Regions from separate parts of the Mus musculus genome. Here region 2 is linked to region 1. Evidence: chromatin loops called from intact Hi-C (ENCODE). Cell type or tissue: left cerebral cortex. All regions are shown on one strand.

What was found. Peaks named below come from ENCODE experiments on the same cell type or tissue, not always from the same donor. Only the 100,000 strongest peaks of a DNase experiment are listed, where the experiment ranks them.
Region 2: it touches region 1 in a loop (10-fold over the local background); 2 of 42 quality-filtered maps call a loop at or near these places.

The regions. Positions count from the first base shown.
Region 1 is chr5:25,494,035-25,502,034 of GRCm38, reverse strand. It overlaps Kmt2c (lysine (K)-specific methyltransferase 2C), which reads left to right and starts at 3,252. Exons shown (of 59, transcript NM_001081383.2): 1 at 3,252-3,645. The coding sequence starts at 3,485. It overlaps 4831440E17Rik (RIKEN cDNA 4831440E17 gene), which reads right to left and starts at 2,238. Exons shown (of 1, transcript NR_030700.1): 1 at 1-2,238. In left cerebral cortex, no CTCF peak of the experiment used is centred here; DNase peaks (open chromatin) are centred at 3,367, 3,617, 4,053, 4,503 and 4 more places; H3K4me3 peaks cover 3,990 bases; H3K27ac peaks cover 2,631 bases.
Region 2 is chr5:25,609,249-25,617,248 of GRCm38, reverse strand. All of the region lies in intron 1 of Gm46903 (a long non-coding RNA gene), which reads left to right. Gm42235 (a long non-coding RNA gene) reads right to left here and starts at 2,781. Exons shown (of 3, transcript XR_880895.2): 1 at 2,547-2,781; 2 at 1,711-1,848. In left cerebral cortex, a CTCF peak has its summit at 6,025 (motif pointing left); DNase peaks (open chromatin) are centred at 3,158, 4,749 and 7,118; H3K27ac peaks cover 788 bases.

The DNA of each region.
Region 1 (8,000 bases):
GCCTCAGTGTCCCAAGTGCTGGGATTAAAGGTATGTGCACCACTGCCCGGCTGAATCTTGTATTTTTAAATCTCTTTAATAAACAATGTATATTTATGGTATGTTTGTCTGTGCACCATGTGCATGTCTGCTGTCCACGGAGGTGAGAAGATGGTGTCATATCCCGTGGAACTGAAGTTACAGAGTAGTGAGCCTCCATGGGCAAGACTGAACCTGGGTCTTCTGGAAGAGCAGCCAATGCTCTTAGCCACTGAGCTTACTAGCCACCCACCCCTACCTCTTACCTTTCTAGGATTTGTTTGTATGTGTATGTGTCTGTCTATGCACATGAATACAGGTGCAACAGCAGCAGAAAGATTCCTTCAGAACTGGTGTCATAGGTAACTGTGAACTGCCTTATCTGGATTCTAGGAATGGAACCCAGGTCCTCTGCACCAGCAGTACAGGATCTTAAGGGCTGAGCCATCTCTTCAGTCTTTGTATTATTATTTTTGAGATAGGGTGCTATGCATTTCCTAGGCTGGCTTCCATTCCACTACAGAGTGAGAAATGTCTTTGAACTACTACTCATCCTCCTGCTTCCTCCTCCCAAGTACTGGGTTATAGGGTTGTATCATCAAGCCCATTTGATTTTGAGCTATATTTTACAATTTTTTATTAAGTTCTATCATCTCTTAATTTATGAATTACATGAATAACTACACACCTGAAGCCAAGTATCATAAGTTTCATTATGTATAGCCCTAATTTTTTTTTTTTTTGAAAGACAGGGTCTCACTATGTAGTCTTGGTTGGGTTGTCTTATGCAGACCATGCTGTCCCCAAACTCATAGAGATCCATCTGCCTGTCTTTCTAGTCCTGGTATTAAAGGTATGGGCCACTATACCTGGTTCCATGCCCATTCCTCTATTTTAACCATAGCAACAATAATATAACGTTTAATTTTTTTAGATGAATACTTTTCTTATTCTAGTATCAAAAGAAAAAGGCTTTATTTTAAAAGTTTATATTTAAAAGCCAGGTCCAGGGGCTGGAGAGCTGGCTTAGCGATTCAGAGCACTGTTCTTGCAGGAAACTGGAGTTGATTTCCAGTGCCCACATGGCAGCTCACAATTGCCTGTAACCTCAATCTAGGGGACTGAACACCTTCTGGCCTTCTCAGGTATCTCCACGTACATGGTGTACATAAACTCATGCGGACACGAATACAAACAAAAAACATTTCTTAAAAAAAATCTTTAAAAACGATTCCGTCTAGGGATAAAACTCAGTGGTGGAGTGTTAGCTTAGCTGTGTGTGCAGTTCTGGGTTCAATATACCACAACGACAAGTAATTTAATTTGTCTAGAAACCCCAATTTCCTCTCTCCTTTTAATTTGTAGCTTACCTTTCATATGGCAGCTTTCTTCCCTGCTCCAAGCTTCCTTTGACTGTACATATAATAAAGCTGAAAAGGCCTGCAAGGGATTAAACTTGCAATCAATTCAAATGATTCAACGATTCAACTTTAGCCACTGCAAATAAACAAACAAACAAATGATTACAGCTATAATATGCACTAGACGATCAAAGTTTGATCCAGATGCGAAGCCCAGTTCAATGTTAATAGCCTGGCTATTGGGTGGCAGGAAGGTGAACAGGACCTCTAGAAACAAGTGTATTCTTTTTGCCCAGCATTGAAACTGTTGAGAATGGAAAGAACTGATCGCAAAGTGCGCTCGGATTCCAGGCTCCGAGCAGCTCAGCGCCTGACAGGCTACTCTAAGCCTTCCACGCCGCTCCACAGATCCGTTTTCCCATCTCTACTATTTCTCACTCCTACAAGGCAATCCATAGTGCAAACGAAACGCGGCGTCCTGGGCAATTCTGGCCCCATTTTTAACGAATCGTTTTTTTTTTTTTAATGGGAAACAGCTTAGCAGTATTTCCATTTTTAAATCTTGAGCACACACAACGTTCACGCTGATGCATTTCTCTCGGTGTAGAGACATTTTTTTCCCACTCAACCTGTCCGCTTGGTTTTTTGTACGGCAGCCTCCGGTCTCACGGTGTTTAAAACATGACGTCGGACGGAGAAACTACAGCTGGAGTTAGGATCTAACGTTGTCCTGCCACGGTTGCGCCGCACTAGGGAAGCCTACGTGGGACTCCGCCAGGCCTGGAGCGGCCCACGCCCGCAGGGGGTCGCGGACGCACGTGCGCGCACCGCACGCGGGTGCACGCTCCGGAGTGTTTACATCGATCCCTCCCCCCTCCTCCGGCCGGGCTGGACCCTGATCCCGGATGCCCGGTCCGCAGCTTAGCGCCCGCCAGAGCCCGAGTTGCAGCCACCGCCGCGTCAGAGCGGGCGGGGGAGGGGCGGTGAGGTCAGCGGCGGCGGCCGGGTAGCGCGGGGCGCATGCGCGGACTCAGCCCCGTGAGTGGCAGCAGCGCGCTGGGGGCGGGGGCGGGAGGCGCCTGTGTGTGGGCGAGCCGGCGGCGAGTTTGAGAGGTCTGTGGTGCGGGTCGCCCCGGGGGACCCGGGTGCAGGCCTCGCGCGACGGCCACTGCCGTGTGCGTGTGTTGTTTGTGTGGTGAACGCACAGCCGCAAAACTTCCTCCTTTGCTGCCCCCAGAGAGAGAGCGGGCGTGGGGGAGCGTTCGCGAGCGAGCGAGAGGGATCCCAGCGTGAGGGAGCCAAGCTTGATGGGGCCGAAAGCTAGCGTGAGGGAGCGATCCTGAGCGTGAGGCAGCAAAGCGCCGGCCGGAGAGCGGGCAAACGATAGGGAAGAGCGAGAGCTAGCCGTGCGTTGAACCGAGCGTGAGGGAGCTAGCCACAGGGAACGCCGTGAGCGAGCAGTGTGTGAGGGAGCGATCGCCAGCGCGCGACCGAGGGGCCGGCGCTCGCACCACCCCGGAACCCACCACAACAACTGGAGCAGCTGTCAAAACTTCGCCGCGGCGTGGGCCTGACGGGCTGACGGCGCGGGGGAGGGGTGGCTGGCCCCGCCCCGGCCCGGCCCGGCCCGCCGCCCCCCTCCGCGGCCCTTTCTCCTCCCGCCGCGGGCGGCCTGGGGGAGGGGCCGGGCGGAGACCCCTGCGGCCGCCCCCGGCCCGCGCCCCTCGCGTCGCGCCCCGCCCCGCCCCGCTCGGCGCCGCCCTCCGGCCCGGCCCCGCCGGCCCCAGCCTTGGCCGCGGCGCCCCGCCCCGCGCGGCCGGCCCCGCCCGCCCCGCCCGCTTGCCCGCCGCCCCCCGCCGGCCCCTGCGCGCCGAGTGCGCGCGCCCGCGCCGATGTGTGTGAGTGCGTGTCCTGCTAGCTCCATGTTGCCGCCTCTCCCGGTACCTGCTGCTGCTGCTGCTGCTCCCGGGGCTGCGGGAAATGCGAGAGGCTGAGCCGGGGAGGAGCAACTCGAGCAGCAGCAGCGGCGGCGGCTGCGGCCGCTGCGGCGGGAGGAGCCCCCCAGGAGGAGGACGGGGATCCATGTGTCTTTCCTGGTGACTAGGATGTCGTCGGAGGAGGACCGGAGCGCGGAGCAGCAGCAGCCGCCGCCAGCACCCCCCGAGGAGCCCGGAGCCCCGGCCCCGAGCCCCGCAGCCGCAGACAAAAGACCTCGGGGCCGGCCTCGCAAAGATGGCGCTTCCCCTTTCCAGAGAGCCAGAAAGAAGTAAGTTGAGCGCGAGGGAGCCAGGCGGGCGGCCAGCGGCGGCGCGGCCCGGAGCTGTCAGGCCCCCGGCCCGGTGGGGGCGGGGCGGCCCAGGCGCGGCCCGGTTCGGCGGCGCCCGCGCAGGTCCCGCCGGCCGCGCCGCGCACTTTACTTTGGAGTTCGGCCTCGCTTCTGGGAGAACCGCCCGGCGGCTTCCCCAGGGCCTAGCCCGGCGTCCGCACACGCCCCGCCGAGCACGCCCAGCTTGCTGCCGGCCCGGCCTCTCGGAGCCACAAAGCTGTGGGCGCCAGGGACGGAGCTGTCAAACGCCGCGGCCGGGTGGTCCGGGTGCGGCGGCCGGCGCTCTTTGTCAGCTCGCGGCTCCTTTAACTTTTCTTGCTCCCAGACCGGTGCTTTTGCTTCTTAATGATACATTAGGAAGCCATTCGAGCCTGTCCTCCCCATCCCCCACCGCCCCGAACCGCACCGCCCGGCTCCGCAGCCGGCGCTCGGGATCGCACGGGCCCAGGTGTAAGCGGGCGAGTCGGAGTTTCGGGAACGCGGCCGGGTTCCGCGGCGCTGACGGCCCAGAGCACTTTGTTTAGGGGAGACAGCTTTAAACGTCGCTGGACGAGTAACTTCAACTCCAGCTGGGCAGGCAATGGCTTTCGATTGTTTTTGAGCGTCCGTGAGGACTGTGCCGGGTGGATGAACTGGGCAAGAAGTGTTGTCTTAAAAAGTGGTTATTCGGCAACTTGGCTTGAAAATTAAGGAAACCGTTTTAGTGCCAATGAGTTAGTTGATCAGCAATAGTGGCTCTTCGGGGTGCTGCGGAAGATTGGTGACCGTCTTTCAAAGTTGCAGAATGGCGTGTGTTGCTTACTCATTTCATTGTATGATATTCTCATTGAACTGTTGGCGGTGGAAGGGTGCGCTGGGACTTGCAGGAAGAAGTCAGCACATTTATGGATAGGCTGTTTGTTTGGTTTACGTGCATTCATTTGTTGTGTCTGGTGGTTGCAGCAAAAATAGTGTTAACTGAGCCATAGCAAGCAAGCACCCTGGCCTCTCGGAACCCACTAAGCTCTTGACACAGTGTATTTGGGGTGGGTGGTGGAGAGGGTTTGCTATCTTTTTACTACTAAATGTTCCAGGGCCTTTAGTCGCCTGTATATTTTATCACCTGCCAGCTCTTACCTAGCTGTGAAAAATCTTGAGAGAAACACTTTATAGAGGATGTATACATTATTACATTAGCTTCTTTGTGATACAAAGTTGCGAGTTTATTTTGTCTGTTACTTTGTAAGGTGATGGTCTGCATAAGATAACATTATGCCTGCCTTGACTGGAATTTGGAGACGTTTTGTGGAGTTTTGAGTAACTTTGGACTTGGTCAGTTTGACATAAATACTGTTTTAAAAAGCAACATGGGATTAAGCCATATTAGAAGTTTACTTCGATTCATTCCCATTTCACTGTTTGAAAAACATCTGCATCTCATAAGAGGGTTCATGATGGCACAGGCCTGTAAGATCTTTTTAAGCCTAGCACTCAGGAGGCAGAGGCAGGTGGAGTTCAAGGCCAATTGGTCTACAGAGGGAGTTCCAGGACAGACAAGGCAACACAGACAAGGCAACACAGACAATTCCCTGTCTTGAAAAAACAAAACACATTAAAAAATCTTACTATACTTTAATTTGAGGTAAGTAAATGTTTTATATTTGCATTTAATTCTTCTTTTTTGAGAGAGTAGACATACAAGCGCTCATTTTTGCATTGTTAGGGTCACGCACTTGCAAATGCTTGAGCACACACCGTGTGCTTCCCATTGAGATGAGTTAAGGTGTATTAGTGCAACTCCTTTGAACCGGGAGGAAGGTTCACTTAAGTTATTGCCACTTAATTATTTTAATTCTTAGCACTATTAATGAAGAAAAAATGGCCTTTTGAGAAGTTAAACATTTTCCTAAAGAATGACAGTGTAGTCTTAAGAACACTCTGGCCAATTCTGTTTTAGATTTTTTTTTTTTTTTTTTTTAGATTTGAAAAGCAACACAGAATTCTTTACAAGGAAGTAAAATGTAGTGGTAATTAGCTTCTAACTTTTAAATTCTTTAAAATTAGAAAACGTTTGAAGGGAGTGGAATCTCTAATTGTATTGGAAACATGTAAGTGGAAACTAATGTGTGAAATGGAAAGCAAAGAGGTTTTTGATTGTGTATCTCTACACCATATTAGTATCCATGAGGAAAAGAGCCTGTAGTTAGTGAGGACCCAGAAGGTGAAACTGATGTGTAACAAATGTGATTTAGGTTTGTAGTAAATGAATAGTGTAGAATTGCAAAGAGTGCACTGAAGAAACAAAAGCTAATATCGTTTGTTTGTTTGTTTGTTTGAGACAGGCTCTCTTTATGTAGCTCTGGCTAGCCAGGTACTTGTAGACCAGGTTGGCTTTGAAATCAAAGAACTCATGGAGATCTGCCTGCCTCTGCTTCCCGAGTGCTGGAATTAAAGGTGCATATGCTTCCATGCCCGATTGTTATGTTTGAATTTTTATTAAGTAAACAAATCAAGTCTTTATAGTTTATTTTATTTTATTTTTTGGTTTTTCGAGACAGGGTTTTTCCTTATAGCCCTGGCTGTCCTGGAACTCACTCTGTAGACCAGGCTGGCCTTGAACTCAGAAATCCGCCTGCCTCTGCCTCCGCCTCCCAAGTGCTGGGATTAAAGGAGTGCGCCACAATCACCCGGCTAAGTCTTTATAGTTTTGGCTAGCTGAATTTTTGTTGTTGTTGTTATTGTTTATCACATTTAAAAGGCATAGGGTATGTAGTTAATGGGTTTTACATTAAATCTAATTATATTAAAATTATTAACTATCGAAAAGCAAATATTTTGAACAAAAGATACTACTTTTTTGAGGCAGGATTTAAAAAGCATATATATATTCATATATATACACATACACACACACACACACACACACACACACACACACACACAGGAATTTCCTGTTGTACAAATGTCAAATGTAACTCACAGTGAAATTTACATTTGTTTGAAATTTCTTCTTAACTGCAAAGACTCAAACTATTTAGTTATTTTGAGTGTTCATAATCCTTACTTGAGGCACTGTTTTTGCCCCATGGTAAAACAGTATAGGGTGCAGGTCTAATTCTGTTAACGTTAAAAGAAATTTTTCCTGAAGAGAGAGAGAGAGAGAGAGAAAGTGTGTGTGTGTGTGTGTGTGTGTGTTAGTTTTGCTTTTAAAAAACAAAAAACATAAACATAAACAAAAACATAAACAAAAAGGAAAACGAGGGTTTGTCTGTGGTCCTGAACCCACTCTGTAGAGCAGGCCGGCTTTGGATGTTACAGACTTGACAGACTTCGTACTGGGATTAAGAAGGTGTTAACTACCACACCTGACTTCTGTATGAAGCCCAGGAAGTGTTCTGCCATATTTTTTGTCATCAGAATTGATGTCAGGGTGAACAAAAATGTTGGAGCAGCAGGTGGCAGAGACAGGATTTCTGAGATACTGTCTTCAACCCTTATTGAGTCAAATTTGTGCCCTGAATCACTTTTCAGAGGGCAATTACTGTTATTGGAGAGACAGCTGAGTGTCACTGTTACAGAAAAATAGGAACATGGATGGTGTCTTGCAAGGGTGTCTTGCAGTGCAGCTGTTAACTGTTGTTACTTTGTATTTGCAGGACTCTTTCTCTAACATTTCTCATACCTGCCAATTTGAAATAAGTGATAGACAATTGATCTTCACTACTGAATAAAACGTCCCCCAGATCACTTTCATACCTTTTGAGATTATGCAAGTATGTAATGTATATGATAGCGATTTGTAGTCTTTCCTTTCCTATCTTGACCTACCCTATCCTACTCTTTACTTTCCAGCCAACCCTCCCTTTCTCCCTCATTTTTTTTTTTTTTTGAGATAAAGCCTATTATATATCCTAGGCTGACCTTGAACTCAATATGTAGCTTGAGCTGGCCTAGCATTTGAATATTCTTTCCTCAGCCTCCCAGAGCACGCATTGTAGGCCTGCACAGCCATGCTAAGCAAACAATAATTCTTAATTTTTAATACTTTTAAGCTAGCAGGTAAGTGGGGTTTGTATATAATATATACTATATATCCTATCATATCCATCCATCCATCCATCCATCCATTCCACCTATCTATCTTTGGTTCATAGGATGCTCTTAAGTGTTTTAATTTAATTGAAAACTGGATCTAAGATTATCAGCCTCCCTTTCCTGTTGGGGAGATTGTTCTCTAACTTGGCCAACTGTAACTGTAACAGTAACTGTAGTTTACTGTTGACTTATTCCTAGGAATATGTAATATTTAAGAATAT
Region 2 (8,000 bases), 120 kb before region 1:
TTTCAGTACAATTCCAAAATCCCATCAATCTTTAAGTGAATTTGCTGCTTTCTGAAAGGAAGGCATGTGTGTGGCACTAGTGGAACTGGGAAAGCTTCGTGTGACTTCAGTTTCAGGAACTTTCCCAGCACGACGGCCTGTGATGGTTAATTAGTTCGATTTTAAAGTAAGTCTAGGAGCCTGACCAGCGTTCACACTTGGCCTTTGAATCAGACCGTCAGCAGCTGTGATACAGTGCTCCGTGCAAGCATGTCTGCCAGGCACAATGTGGCCCCTGGCCTACCTGGGGTCATGCTTTAAAATGTGACACAGACACAAGTGAGCACAGAAACAGGTTGTGACCCTGCAATGGGTAACAAGTTCAAGTTCACCAGGGAGGAACCAGAACACACATGTCTGGAGGACTAAGGGATGTCCCGCTGCTAAGACAGGTGTATTTAAATATGCCCTTCAAGATGGAACTTGCCATCAAATCTGACAAAGTTTATCCCCAGAAACCCAAATATTGGAAGGATAAAGAGCCCTCCTACAAGTGCTTCTCTGACCTCATGGGTACTACTATATAAATAAAATATAATTCAAGCTGTGTATACATGCACTTTTTTATTTTTTTATTTTATTTATTTTAGGTTTCACTCTATAGCCCATGTGGCTAAACTCTGTACAGTGAGAGCTCACTGGAGTTAGACCGGTCTCACACCCACAGCGATCCCCCTGCGTCAGCCTTCTGGGATTACCACAATGAGGAGCTCTCTCTCTCTCTCTCTCTCTCTCTCTCTCTCTCTCTCTCTCCTTTACAGAGTCTCACTGTGTATCTTCAGCTGCCCTAGAACTTGCTATGTAGGCCAAGTTGGCATTGAACTCACAGAAACCCATCTTTCTCTGCCTCCTGGGCTGGGCTTAAAGATGTGTTGTGTCCCAGCATACATTGTTTTAAAGACAGGGCCCCAGCCCAGGCTTGTCTCAAATTCACCATGTAAGTGAAGATGGCTTGGAACTCCTGAGCCTCTTGGCTGTTCGCTTGCTTGTGGCAGGGTTTCCTTATTTTTGGCCCAGGCTGACCTGGAACCTGAAGTGATCTAAGCCTCCCTAGAGCTGGGATTGAAAGTATGCAGTCCCAAGGTGCCCTACTGTATATGTTTTACTGCACACCAGCACACAGATGCTGATCAACACCAGATACACCTACAGCAGTACAGGAGCCCAGCACTGTTAGATCCCAGACCTGGGTTAGAACCCATGGGTCAGGGCCTAAGAGATGGCTCAGCAGTTAAGAGCACTGGATGTTCTTCCAAAGGACCCTGGTTCAGTTCCCACCACCTATGTGACAGTTCACAACTGTCAATAACTCCAGTTCCAGAAGATCTGACATCCTCACACAGACATACATGTAAGCAAAGCACCAAAGCACATCAAATTAAAAAGCAAGGTAAAAAGTACCTTTAAAAGAGAGAGAGAGAGAGAGAGAGAGAGAGAGAGAGAGAGAGAACCCATGCGTGGAAGTGGTGATGGTTTTTGGTTACATCCGTGTTCTCGATGTTCATGGACAGCATCCCTTGAACCTGAACATGGACTCCCACTGCCCTTCTCCACAGGCTGTCAACTGCAGCGGATCCAAGCCTCCTGCACCCATTCCCACACAGCCTCCACCACCCGCACCTTCAAACAGGCGCTTGCTGATGAGGGAAAGCCAGGTGGCACTGAACCCACCTTCCTTGGTCTGGTGGCCCTTGTTTCTGCTGATGTCTGCGTCTTCTCCAGGAGACATGAGAATTCAACATGAAGTCCAGTCACACAAATATATCTCACACTGTTCATAGCAGCAGCTCTCAGACACCCTTGCTACCCCTGCAAGGGTGCAGATGTTCTCCTGAGTGAGTGATGTCCACTTCTGCCTCACGCCTAAGCTGGAGTTGAACTGTGACCTCCTCCACTCTCCAATTCCGAGAATTTTAGAAATTTCCTAGGCTAGGGAAAGTGGGTTTGGTGACTCTTCCCTGTAATCCCAGACTCAGGAGGCTGAGGCATTAGTTGGAGGCCAACCTGTGCTACATAGTGAAAGAAAGGAAAAGAGAAGGGGAGAAGGGAGGGAAGAGGGAAGGGGAGGAGAAGGGAGAGTAGGGGAGGGAAGGAGAGAAGAAGGGAGGAGAGGGGAAAAAGAAAAACCTGTCCTAGGCTGATAGGTATCAAGGGTTGTAGGCTTCCACACCTCACCTGGGTAGCACGCTAGAGCTGGCCCTGGTGGTAGGGGGCATGGATTGCCCTGAGGGCATGACCCCCCACCCCCAGCATCCCCCCTCTGCTCCCCACACCTGGGCAAGGTAGGAAAGCTGGCCCTACACCTTACCTGCTGGAACACTCCAGGAGCCAGCCCCGCCCCTTGTCAGGGCAGAGCTCGCCCTGGTGGCATGGGTGCAGAAGAGCATGGGATACCTCTTGGGCTGACCAACTCAGCTAATACCCAGCCCCTGACCCAGAGCTTTGAGATGGCTCATCCCAACATCTACCCCATCTATGAACTGCTAGAGCACATGAAGGGGCCAGACCTGCAAAACCGAAGCTGTAGGATAGCCATGACACAAGGCAACAACAGGATAAGAGGAGTCCTGGTGAGGATCCAGGATTGGTAGTGTAGCAGAAGCCAGAGGCCTCCAACCAGACCAATGACTCACCACAGTGAACATTTGCGCATGAAGCTGTTTGGGCAAAAGGGTATGACACACCCTAGCTTCTACAGCAAGATTATTTTGTTTTGTTTGAATTGGGGTAGGTGATATGACATTCAGAGAGAGGGAGAGAGGGAGGGAGGGAGGGAGGGAGAGAGAGAGAGAGAGAGCGAGACTATCTCTGTCCCTAACCAGGAACACAAAGTCTTTGCCCTTTGTGACTGGTGAATCCTGGTGATGTCATACCAGGGCCAAGCAGCAAACTCTGTCTCCAGAGCCCTTCCTCCCATTCCTTGTGCTGCAGTGGCTAAATCAATGGGGGAAAAAAATCCTCAAGACCAAGGAAAACCAGAGCATGGGGGCAGCTGGGGCCAGGAGGGAGTGCCAGAGATGGGCATAAAGGCCCATTGTGCTGGGGCCTAGGCTGCCACGGAGGCCTTGGCAGCTAAGTCAGAGGAGCCCACCATGAGCTGTGTTCTCTGAGGGAGATCCTTGGATTTCAGCTGAATAGAGAACAACTTGGAAGCAGGCAGAGGAAAGCCGGAGGATTGAGAGACAGGAAGCAAAGGCGGAGCCAAGAGGAGAGTGGGTGGGAATGCTGGGGCAGTATCTGAAGGACAGGTGAACATGGCTCGCCTCTACCATTGCGCCTCGAATACTGGAATGAACCAGTTTGGCTGAAGGCTCATCTGAACAGCTGCCAAACAAGAAAGCAGTTTTTCAGATAAGTAACCAATGGTTTTACAAGTCTGCTCTGGCACCGTGGCAATGGCTCAGGGAGTGAGGCCATTCTCTATGCAAACTTGTCAGCCTGAGGTCAGTTCCTGAAACCTAAGGTTGAAGGAGAGACCTCAACTCCACAGAGCTGTCCTCTGGCCTCCATGTGCATGCTGTGGCCAACATGCCCTCTACAATGCACACACGCACACACGTGCACACACACATGCACACACAGACGTATAAGTAATTGTGGCTGGAGAAAACTTTGGCTTAGTTCCTAGTACCTACATGACATGTCAGCCTACAACTGTCCTTAACTCCATTCTAGGGCATCTGGCATCTTCTTCTGAGCACAGGTACAGACACAAGTGTGCCTAGCCTCGTGAAGGCAAAACATGCATACACATAAAATAAAAATAAATCTTTAAAAAATAATAATAGATAGAATTTTAAAGCCAGGTTCTTACCAGAAGGGAAGGAACAAACAAACAAACAAAAAACAAAACTTGGGTTCCATTTAAGTAACAGCTGTAACTAGAGTTAGTCCAAGGATTTGCTGTCATTGGAAAGGGGGACAGGACACAAGGAAGAGGAAGCAGATGGCAGTCTCTGGGCTTGGGTGACTGTGTTTCAACACCAACAGTCCTAGGCCACCTCGGTTGGCTGCCACATTGACTACTTCTCTTCTTCTGGTGAAGGTTAAACAGAAATAAGGATTGTCTCCTGAAAGAAAATTTGATCAGGATGAAATTTACTGAGAAAAACAAGAGACCCTCCAGAGTCAAGGGCCCATAAGGCTCCTGTTGGTTTATTCACTTGTTTTGTTTTGCTTTATATTGTTTTGTTTTGTTGAGACAAGATTTCATGTAGCCCAAGCTGGCCTCAAACTCAGTATGTAGCTGAGGATGGCTTTGAACTTCTGATCCTTTCCCTCCAACTCCCAGTGCTGAGATTATAGCTGTCTGACACTATGTCTGGTGTATTTGGTGCTGGGGGTTGAACTCAGGGCCTTGTAATGCTAACCCAGCACTCTAGCACCTGAGCTGTGTCCTCAGCTCCCCAGTGAGGCTTCCAAAGTTGAGTTCCTCTCATAATCATGGCCCTTGTCTCTCCTCATCTCTGACCTTGAGGGGAGTCAGCCTCTTCTGCCCTTCCAGGGGAACCCCAATGTATGCTGGACTCAAAGTTGCCCCAAAAGCAATCTGGGAGTGAGGGTGGGGGTGGGACTGGAGCAGAGTACAAAGAGGAGAGAGCTGGCACTCCTAAATGGAGAGAGGCTCCAGCAGCTTAATCCATCTTGAGCAGAATTGTTAATCAGGTGCAGAGCTCCTCAAAGGAGGAAAGCTGGACCCAGCTCTCTCTAAGGGCGCACCGCCAGCTTCCTTTCCAAGATCTTGGTGCCTTTGAATCAGGACTGGTCCAAACCAGCCTTTTTAGGACCCACCTGTCCATGTCCTCTCCCATCTCCTTGACCTCTTCTGAAGCAGGGAGAGAAATGATGGGAGACCCAGACATCTGCCGTAAACACCAACACCCCCCCCCTCAAATAAAGAGAGCAGCCCGATTCTAGGACTCGGGCCAGAGCCTGGCAGATGAGTTGTCCTGGGAGAAGGGCTTTTGTGGGCCAATTAACTCTCTCCCACTGAGCCCTAGCCCACGGAGTCCAGTCTGACCTATACCTCTAGCCCTAGGAGCTTCCTGCCTGAGGTCCTCTCACAAATTACCACCAAAGGCATTGGCAGCCGGCCTTCCAGATGGGCCCCAGTGACAACCCCTCAATGTCGGTGCCCATGGTGTCACGGTCCTGCCTTGTGAGGTCCACAGCAGTGGTCCTGGAACGTGTGACTCTCTCCTTGTTTTGCGTCCATTCTGACCCTGTGGTGAGAGGGCCATGTGGAAAAAGCAGACCTGTCCTGCCACTAGCCTGGCAGGCAGGCCACTGGGAAACAGACTCTGTGACCCCCGTCATGGGCCACTGGGAAGCAGACTCTGTGACCCCATCAGGTATAGGTGTTGCAGCCCAGTCTTTATGCTGAGAACCACTGAACGGCACATCCCAGTCACGTGGACCCTGGACTTCCTACTCTCTGAGACAATGAGGGTTTCTTGCCATTTGGTTTTGTTTGGGTGTTTTGCTATGGTTTGTTTTCGGTGATAATGGGATTCAATCTTGGACCACAACTAGCTAGAGAAAAAGATTATGACTTGCGGAGGCCACAGGTTCTGGTTGCCACAAGACCTTACATGGCTGCTGCGTACTTGTCATTCCAAAACCTGGCCTGACTTCTCCCCTCTATCTCCCTGGGTCTGCTCTAACTCCTCCTGGGACCCAGAAGTCCCACCTTTTTCCTTTTGCCCAGCATTAGCTTCTGCCTTCTTTATTGACCAAATCAAGAACCAATTAGGGGAACAGCAGCTCCCCCTACATCAGCTCACTGCCCTCTACGCATACCTAGGTGACCACAGTTGTCCTTGTGCAGAGATAAGCAGTAAAACTGGAGAGATGGCTCACCAGTTAAGAGTACCGTCTGCTCTTCCTGAGGTCCTGAGTTCAATTCCCAGCAACTACATGGTGGCTCACAACCATCTGTAATGGGATCTGATGCCCTCTTCTGGTGTGTCTAAATACAGCTACAGTGTATTCATATGTGTAAAATAAATAAATAAATCTAAGAAAACCCAAAAACCAAAAAACATATGCCGGTTTTCTCTGGAGATTAGACTATTCACTGCTTTTCCCACTAGTCTTTTTTTCTAGTGTATGTTTGGGTTATTTATTTTAATGTTTTACTACATTTATTAACCAATTTGTGGGTTCAGGGAAGGGATTTGGGGAGAATAGAAGTCACAGCACATGCTTGGAGGTCAGAAGACAATTTGGAGACTCAATTATCTCCTTCTACCATGTGCGTCTCAGGAATCAAACTCAAGTCCCCAGACTTGGCAGCAAGTACCTTTACCCAGTGAGTTGTCCCTCTAGCCTGGTTGTTATTTGTTTATTGTTGGGGGGGGCGGGGTTGAGACAGGGTCTCACTATATAGTCCTGAATGCCCCCAAACTAACTATGTAGCATCTGGAACTCATAGAGATCTGCCTGCTTCTAACTTGAGTGGTTTTGGCAGGGTGGACAGGTTTTTATTCTGCAGCCACAGCTGGCCTCAAACTCACTGTGAGTCCAGGCTAGCCCCCAACTCAAAGCAATGCTGTCAATTCATCTTCCCCAGTGCCAAGGATACAGGTGTGAGCCATCAGGCCTGGAAACTTGTTCTTCTTCATATACAACCTTGCATGTCAGATCCCTGTCTCTCTGTGCTCTCTCTGTGTGTCTCTCTCTCTGTCTCTCTGTCTCTGTCTCTCTCTGTCTCTCTCTCTCTCTCTCTCTCACACACACACACATCTGTATTTTACTTCTCTTAACAATTATTACTAAATTAGTATTCTGGCCTGAGCCAGTTAATAAACATTTGTTTCCAATCTCTGCAATTACAGTAAATATTCTCGTGCATATATATTTGCATTAGTGCATTTTAAATGTTGTTTATTTCTTCCCTGCTTACTACTAAGGAGGATGGAAAATAGCTCGAGAGTATTTTGTAGTTGTGATTTGCAGATAATACAAGCAGGAGGCGGAAATGAAGCTGCCAGAACATTTACAAGAGAACTAAGCGCCAGTGCTGTTCAGAGAGGGCAAGACAGATGGGGCTTTGTTACACGTGATCCGAAGGCTTCTGCAGACGCCTCTGTGTGAATCCCAGGATTCACAGGAGCCTTCCTGGCAGCAGGAAGGGAAAGCAAAGCCGTAGTAAATCGACTTCTTTTCTAAACAGTCCCTCCCACTGAGTCATCCTTCATCTTTCTATTGTGAAACAAGAGTTCCAATGAATGCTGGTCCATGACACTTCCGCTTATGTTTTCTCTCCTCTTTTACTTTTTCCAATCTTCTCAATTTTTAAAAGGATTTTAAAAGTATACATGTGAGTGCCTGTATGGATGCATGTACGTACGTATTATGTATGTAGACCACATGAACACCTGGTGCACTCTAAGGCCAAAAAGGGTATCAAATCCTCTAAAACTGGAGTTACAGACAGTTGTGAGCTCCCATGTGAGTGCTGGAAAATAAATCCAGGTACTTTAAAAGAGCAGCCCATGCTCATAGCTGATGAGTCATCTCTCCTGACCCTCGGTTTTTTTGGTTGTTTTTTTTTTTTTCTTTCTTTTTTTTTTTTTTTCTGTTTATCTGGGTGGTAGTGGTGAATGCCTTTAATCCTAGCCCTTGGGAGGCTGAGGCAAGCAGATCTCTGAGTTCCTGCCAGCCTGTGCTACAGAGTGAGAAATCCAGTCTCGAATGACAAAAACAAAAACAATTTTTTCACTTATTTATTGTGGGTGGTATGGAGAAGAGGGTGTTTATGCTGTACAGCACACATATATAGAGGTCAAAGAACAACCCTGTGGAGTTAGCTCTCTTCTCCACCTTTCTGTGGGTTCTGGGACTGAACTCAGGTCAGCAGGCATACAGGGTAAGTGTCTTTACCTGTGGAGTCACCTCACTGGCCTCTGTCATGTCCACTTTGACTTTTGAAATCCTTTCTTCAGGATTGGAGAGGTGGC